2 separate regions of the Homo sapiens genome follow, and region 1 is linked to region 2. Evidence: chromatin loops called from intact Hi-C (ENCODE). Cell type or tissue: dorsolateral prefrontal cortex. All regions are shown on one strand. Region 1 has its middle 210 kb from the start of TMEM38B. Region 2 overlaps LOC107987108 (a long non-coding RNA gene).

What was found. A loop is a pair of places that touch in the nucleus more often than their neighbours do. Peaks named below come from ENCODE experiments on the same cell type or tissue, not always from the same donor. Only the 100,000 strongest peaks of a DNase experiment are listed, where the experiment ranks them.
Region 1: it touches region 2 in a loop (2.6-fold over the local background); 1 of 110 quality-filtered maps calls a loop at or near these places.

The regions. Positions count from the first base shown.
Region 1 is chr9:105,899,373-105,903,372 of GRCh38, reverse strand. No RefSeq gene overlaps it. Among named protein-coding and RNA genes, the nearest start is that of TMEM38B, 210 kb to the right of the region's middle. In dorsolateral prefrontal cortex, a CTCF peak has its summit at 1,700 (motif pointing left); a DNase peak (open chromatin) is centred at 1,742.
Region 2 is chr9:106,284,852-106,288,851 of GRCh38, reverse strand. The region is part of intron 3 of LOC107987108 (a long non-coding RNA gene); the gene reads right to left. Among named protein-coding and RNA genes, the nearest start is that of MIR8081, 310 kb to the left of the region's middle. In dorsolateral prefrontal cortex, a CTCF peak has its summit at 2,402; a DNase peak (open chromatin) is centred at 2,370; H3K4me3 peaks cover 1,802 bases; H3K27ac peaks cover 1,997 bases.

The DNA of each region.
Region 1 (4,000 bases), 390 kb after region 2:
GGCGTGAACCCGGGAGGTAGAGCTTGCAGTGAGCCGAGATCTCGCCACTGCACTCCAGCCTGGGTGAAAGAGCGAAACTCTGTCTCAAAAAATAAATAAATAAATAAATAAAAATAAATAAAATAAAATAAAATAAACTCCAATTTGTCTTCAAGATAAAAAGCTGAGTGGCGCCGGGAGCGGTGGCTCATGCCTGTAATCCCAGCACTTTGGGAGGCTGAGGCGGGTGGATCACGAGGTCAGGAGATCAAGACCATCCTGTGAATGGTGAAACCCTGTCTCTACTAAAAATACAAAAAAAAAAAAAAAAACAATTAGCCGGGTGTGGTGGTGGGCACCTGTAGTCCCCGCTACTCGGGAGGCTGAGGTGGGACAATGGCGTGAACCCGGGAGGCGGAGCTTGCAGTGAGCGGAGATAGCGCCACTGCACTCCAGCCTGGGCGACAGAGCGAGACTCCGTCTCAAAAAAAAAAAAAAAAAAAAACCTGAGTGGCTTCGATTGAATTGAGGCAGGAGTCTAGAGTCTCACCTAATGCCTCTCTCTCTGCTTCCTTCACACCACCACTGACTGCTCTGGGGCACATCGGGGGTCCCCTAGTGCCCTGCAGGAAGCAGGGTAAAAACCACAGGATTGCCTGATGGCTCGGGTCTTTCCCAGCTCTATAGCGGTTTAATCTGGGCCCCTTCTCTGGAGCCTCACCTCTCTCAGACTTCCTCCAACCCAACCAGAGCAGCTCTGGTCCAAACTCAGCTTCAAGTACCACCATCTCTTTCCAGTTGCCCTCTACCACCTCGACTGCCCTTACTTAGGCACCCCACCTCCCAGATGCTCCAGGCACTGCCCACCAAGGCTCCAAACCATGGAGTCACCAGTGAGTGTCCACCCTGGCTCAGCCCTCTGCGAGGCACCAAAGATCCGGAAACAAGCCATCCAGGGGCCTGTCTGCTCACAGCCATTCATGGGGACTAAACCAGGCAGAGTGGACTAACGGAGCTCTCTGGCATTCTGGTGGCTCTCAGGTGCATGTGGTCAAATCCAACTGAGTCCTTGGTTTTCTTTTCAAGCCTTCCTGACTATCCTGAGGCCATACAGTCACAATTAATAAAGATTGCCTGTCTTTGTGTACTTGGTTGCTGTCTTTATGAGATATGGATGATAGCATTGCCCCCCTTCCAAGAAAGGGAAATGCCATCTGTCTCTCTTGCTTGGCCTCAGTGCCACTTCAAGCAGGGGTCAGCAAGTATCCCTGGGCACTGTCTTCTGCCCCTTCTGTGGCCCAGATGGAACAGTCCTCATCCTCAGACCACACTCCTCCCCAGCCTCAGCACAGGCATAGGGCTTGCCTATGTGCCTGCTGCCTGCCTTGGTCTGGGCCAGTATCTCTCTGCAAGAGCCTTGCACAGAGCCAGGAACACCACAGGTGTTCAGCAGCCCTATGTAAAGGTAAGCCCTGACACTTTCAGGACCTTAGGCAGGTCAGAATTGCCTTCCTTAAGCCCAGGATTGCCCCCTGGCTACTGGCTTTGCTTCTCCTCTGTGTGGCAAGAGGGTGGAATCTCAGGTAAACAGAGCCTCAGGGGTAAAGTCCCAAGAGGCTAGAGCAGTGGAGAACGCTCTGGACTTCCTAACCTCAGGGATTCTCAGGAAAGAGAGGGAGGCAGGAACACACTGACCCCTTCCCCAGAGCCCAGCACACGGTGCTCAGGGGCCACCTGCTGGCAGTCAGGGGCATGTGTGACTCTGGGGGTGGGGCTGCTTAGGCCCAAGGCTTCTGCAGAGACACACACGGAGCACATGGATACATGATGTGCACGCATGCACACATACCTACTTTCCACATATCCAAGCATGTATGTGCACACATGGAAAAATGCATGCACATACAGACCTGAGCCCAAGCATGCCAAGCACATGGACATAATGCCATTACATGTGAACTCATAAGCATGCACTTGCAGACAGCCCTGGGTACACAGGTACATGTACACAATTGCATATATATGTGAGCCTGAGCCCTGGCTGAGACCTTCTCCCCTATGATCTCTTTACAAATCCCTTCCTCCCATATATTACCTGGGGAAAGACAGAAGCCACATGGCCTCTGCCCCCTACCCTCCTCTTCTGAGGAGACAGGTATTGCTCAGTCCGTGGCTTAGCTATCAAGAAGACCCCCTCATGGGGTCTCAGCTCCACCTAAGCAGAGGACTAACCTATCTGCACTTTCTCCTCATCTGCGGCTTATGGTGCATGGGGCAGAGGTGGGCTTTGACAGCATGAAGACACAGACCTGAGGACCTTGGTTGACAGTAATTTCTATATAAGGAATGGCTGCCCACTAAGTGCCACAAGGTAGGCAATAGCAGCAAAAGTGTGGAATCTAGAAAGGTGGGAGGTGATTCCCTTGAACCCTCTGGGAAGCTGAAGCTGTAGGCTGACATCTCCAAAACAGTGTTCAAGGGCTGATAGAGCCTCAGAAACCCAGGTTCAAGGATGAGGAAGGAAACTAATATTTATTGAATGCCTACTCTGTGCAGGCATTGTTCCTGTGTTTTCTCATTCCATCCTTACTTCCCTAAAAGGTAAGGAGTATTATTAGTCTTCATAACCCCTCATAACAATCTATCACCAAGTCTCATTCTTTTCTTTCTTAATAACCCTCAGATTTTTCCACTGGTGCACCACCAAGTCTGAACCTCCATTAGCTCTTGCCTGGGCACTGGCACAGCCTCCTACCTGGATGCACTTCTTGTCCCATCCAATCTACTCTTCATAATTCTAACAGACTGGTTTTAACAACATGAAACTAAGATTCCTTTAATGGCATCAATGACTTCTTGTTCTAAGGCCAAGATCAAAATCTTAATCTCTGCTTTGCACATCCTCACTTACCTCTCTAGGCTCATTGGCACCACTTACCCCTCATGTGCAGATTCTCTGTGGCCGCCTGGCTGGAGACTGCCCGAGACTGCCTAAGACTAAGAGTTCCCAGGGGGAGGGGCAGCCACCATCACTGTGGCTGCTTGCTGACTAAGATGACAGCTCCCTGGGAGAGGAGTGGCAGCCATCACTGCAGCTCCAGTCTGCCGTTTTTCCCTGCTGGTGCCAAGGAAACTGGGTAGTTTGGACCCAGGAGGAATTCCCCATAGTGCAGCACAGTGGCCGTGGCAGATTGTAGCCAGACTGCCTCTTTAGGCCAGACCCGGACCCATTCCTCCTCACCAGGTGGGGCCTCCCTGTGGGAATTTCAGCAACTCCAGCCAAGGGTTTATGGACAGAATTCTGATCTCCCTGGAATAGAGCCCCTGGAGGGAAGAGAGGCTGCAGATTCCATGTATCAGCAGACTTAGTCTTTCCCCCTGCTGGCTCTGAGGAATCAGGCAGTATGGACAAGTGGGATTCCCCCCAGTGCAGAGGACCACCTCCACCAAGAGGCAGCCAGAGTGCTGCATTAAGCAGGTCCCTGATCCTGTGCCTCCTGACTGAGTGAGACCCCACAACAGAGGTCACCAGATACCTTATACAGGAGCATTCCTACTGATACTGGGTCGGTGCCACTCTGGGACAGAGCTCCCAGAGGAAGGAACAGGCAGCCATCTTTGCTGTTCTGTAGCCTCCACTGATGACACCTCAAGGGACAGGAGGGACTTAAGTAAATAGGGTCTGGAGTGGACCCCCAGCAAACCACAGCAGCCCTATGAAAGAGGGGCCTTACTGTTAAAAGAAAAACAAACAAATGGAGAGCAACAACAACAACATTAACAAAAGTCTCCACAAAAAAACCATCCAAAGGTCAGCAGACTCAAAGATCAAAGGTAGATAAACTCATGAGGATGAGAAAGAATCAACAAAAAAATTCTGAAAACTCAGAAAGTCAGAGTGCTTCTTCCCTTCCAGATGACGACAATACCTCTCCAGCAACTGCACAGAACTGGGCTGAGGCTGAGATGAATGAACTGACAGAAGTATGCTTCAGAAGGTGGGCAGTAATGAACTTCACTG
Region 2 (4,000 bases):
CCTGGCAGTAAGTCAATACGTTCCCCTTGAGACAAGGAAAATTCCGCAGGTCAGACTTCCTAAGCAAGTAGACTACAAAAAGCAGCGACTGCATACAAATGCTGTAGTAAATTAAGATAATGATATTGGCTGTTTATGGTAGATAAAACATAAATCTGTAATAGAAGCATCTAGGAGATCCCAGCACCCAGTGTATCAACATTAGAAAGAGCAGTTATGATTGCTGTCAAGGAAAAAAAAAATCCAGGGCCTCACTAACATTTAGAGATATAAAGCTTTCATATCCTTCAGCCTTCTTTCCTTTGTGATTTCCACAGGATTTTCATTTCCAGAGATATTATACTACTTGCTTTCAAAGGAATTCAATATTTTCATTCAGAAAAGTAATTTCACAGGAAAGTAACACAGAGTGATGTCCTGGGTATTCATTTTCAGAGCCAATCTTACGAAGTCAATTTGTGCTGCAAGGAGCTGGGGCGACATGAAAAGGTACAGATCCTGTGTATTTGGGTTTCTTCTTTCCCATTCCCCACTTGCAGGATGCTTGGACACCCCGTAAGCATTTGAAAAGAATTAGCTGGCGTTAAAAACAAAATACGCTGCCAACTCCCTTAATAACATCACCCGGTATAAACCAAAGACATGGCTCCTGAGCCCGGGACTAGATTGTGGCTTCATCCCTTCTGCCCTGTAGTAAAAGTCCTATTGCTGTAACCATCACAATCACTGTTTATTTTCTGCACGTTGCTTGAGAAATTGGAGGAGAAAGCAGCAAGTCTAAGGTGAAAGATGAGGAGATGAGTTACTTGCTTAGGTACTTCTGTGCAGATAAAAAGCTAATCCTGATAAAAACCAAAGCTGAAATCCTTCCAACCCACATAAAGTCAAGGTCAGACAACATTAGCCAATCAAGTCGGACGCTGACCGATTTTTTGTAGTGAACCAAAGACCGACAGAGAGACAGAGGTAGCCAGAGAAAGGATGCGAGGGGAAAGGAGTGGAGAAAGAAAGACGAAAGCACCCAGATAGAGATGCACAGATGGACTGACAGAGCGAAGGAGAGACAGAGATGGGGGTGCTGGGAAGAAGTAGCTCCTTTTTCTATTCCTGTTCCTCGACAAATTTCAGGATCAAAAGGCATAAAAAATCTTCAAGTTTTTCATCAGGCATTTGGGGTGACTGAAGAACAAGGTCCAGCTGCCAATGGGTGTTTTCCCTAGGGTTTCTGAATCAGCCACATGCCCTAACCTTGAGGACAACATTGTTTATTCCTGGTGGAAAGATAAGCCAGCCAGCCCCGGCCCCACCCCCCAAGCAAAGCAGAGTGGGCATTGCCGGTGAACAAAGAAAGAGTGCTGTACAGCAACAAGCATTTGGTTTTGATTAGAGGATATTCAGGGACTGTGCAAGTTCTATTAAAATAAGCACAAAACCATTTTAAAGGGCTTTTTCTTTTCTTTCTCTTTCCCCCCTCGGTTTATATTGTTAATCTTTCTTCCTGGACGGCTCCTCACAAATGCCTTTTGTTTTCTTGTGTGATTCTACGTGCCAGGACTCTAAGAAGGGAAGACGAGGTCCTGTTCTGGCATGCTTTCAAGTCTCTTCCATAGGAGATGAAGGCTTGTTGCTGTGCCTTCAAGGGTATAAATTTAGAGGCCGCCAAACCGTCCGGAGGTAATTCAAATGCTGGTAAATGTTGGAATCCACCCTGGCCCCTGCTCATGTGAATACCCTGGCACTAACCCCACTCAGAGGAAACGAAACCAATTTGGGAAAGCGAAGAGAGAATAAACATGCAATTAAAATGGCCACTTCTCCTGGTTTCTTCCTTTAGTTCTTTTTTTAACACTGCATCCCATTCTATAATCTGATGATGAAATGGGCCTGGTTAATTATAACAACATACAAAAGATCGCTGTCTTTTCCCCACAGTGACTATGCTAGCTTTGAATTTCTTTTTTTTTTTTTTTTTTTTTTTTTTTTTTTGGTGAGGGGTATGAGCAAGGGGGAGAGAGGTGGATAAACTTCAAGTAAAGCCGTCATTTTGGAAGAGCCACTATTTTTATACTGTTTGCAAACCCTTCACCAGAGTGAACATTACAGAAACGGCACTTCCCTTTCCATTTATCTATCTTCCTCCTTTATACATAGATAGACAAATAAAAATGAATCTTTCCAGAGGCAGCATGCATGCCACTTCTATATATTCTTCAGATGGCTTATTTTTATTCAGCTTAAAGCATAACCTATCATTTTTATTCAAGATTCCATCCAGCCTCTCTCTCTCTCTCCAAGCAAGTCTTCAAGAAGCCCTGCTGCCCTGCTTTGTTCCAGAGACTCTGCTAAAGGCCAAAAGATGGAGATAGCACACCCATCTGGTTTGTTTTCACATCCTCAGAGAAGGGGTTGAGAGAGCCCCCTCCAGTGGAAGGAACAAGGTGGTTGGGAATCAGCATTACCAATCTTCTCTTTGTTTGTTTGTGATTAGCTTCTTGTGCTCATCTCAGAAAGACTCTCAATATCCATGGGGAAATAATACCACAAAAGGAAGCTCACCCAGCAAATGGGAGAATGGTTGTCAGTACTTTGAAATCCTTACACTGAAAGATTCAATTTTGGTGTCAAAAAAAAATAAGCATCTCACTTCTCCCTTCATCCTTTTTTCCTATTCCCCTTTCCCCCTCTACTTAATTCTACACAGTGTGTGAATTTTATATGCATCAACCTGAAAGCATCTGCTAGAAAATAACAGCCAACCTGTATATGAAATAGGAATAGATTCCGTGTCAGAGCAAAATTAAGACCTTGACTCCTCATCGTTTTCATAATCTTAACATCATGTTTGGTGAATAAATACCACAGGAATACGAAATAGCAGTTGAGGAAAAAAATGAATATTGAAATTTTTAAAATGGCCAGTGTCCAAAATAGTAATATTCACAGGGAAGTGTTTTGACATCTGAGATCACCTCCATTTTCTTTACAGCTGAGCATGCTTGATTTGGTAGGACTGATTTGAACAGACACATTATTACAATGGATTTCAAATGGCTCTCCTCTTTTTTACCCCCTCAATTTCTACAATTACCCATCACTCCAATTTCAGAAGAAAAGCTTAAAGCACAAAATTTAAAGTCAGATGATCTGGGGCTAGAATCCTTGTTTTGTCACTCTCCAAATGAGTAGATTTGGGAACCTGAATTAATCATTCTGAGCTTCGGTTGACAGCTATAAAGTTGGGGAAAACTAACAGACCCATTCTTACAGAGTAGTAGTCAGTGTTTAATAATAATATATATTTTTAGATGACTTATAAAGTCATGATAATTATTATAGCTAATACTTATTGCACACTTAAAAATGTATCACTCATAGTTTTGACAGTTTCACACATATTAGCTTATTCACTATGAGATAGGGTTATTGGGAAAATTAAATAAGTTAATTCATGTAAATGAAGTAATACATTTAGGCCTAGCACATGGTAATGGAATTATTATTAGGCCTTTTACACAGATGAGGAAACTGAGGCAAAGGGAGGTTAAGTGACTTACTCAATATTTCAGATTTAGGAAACAGAAGAACCAATATTCTAACAGACCAGGCTGGCCCCAAAGCCTATAATTGTAATCACTGTACTATATGTTCAAGCTCTTTGAGCTCTTTATAAAGTATAAAATATAATATATAAATATATTTTATACATATGTGTGTATGCAAACACATACACAGTTAATTTCCCATATTAAAACATAAAATACTCAGATTAAGTTTCCACCACCCAGTCCAACCCCACAAGTAAGGAATGAACATTGCAACTGGGGACTGGCCTGATTTATATCCTGAAATCTTCATATTCTCATCTCAGTACCCTTCCTGCACATATTTTCCTTTCTGGCTGATGGGGGTTGTTCAGCTGGGCTTTGTGTGAGTTACAAAGCTGCAACAATTACATGAGGGAGTCCAGGAGCATGTTAACCACAAAAAAAACAGTTGTCAT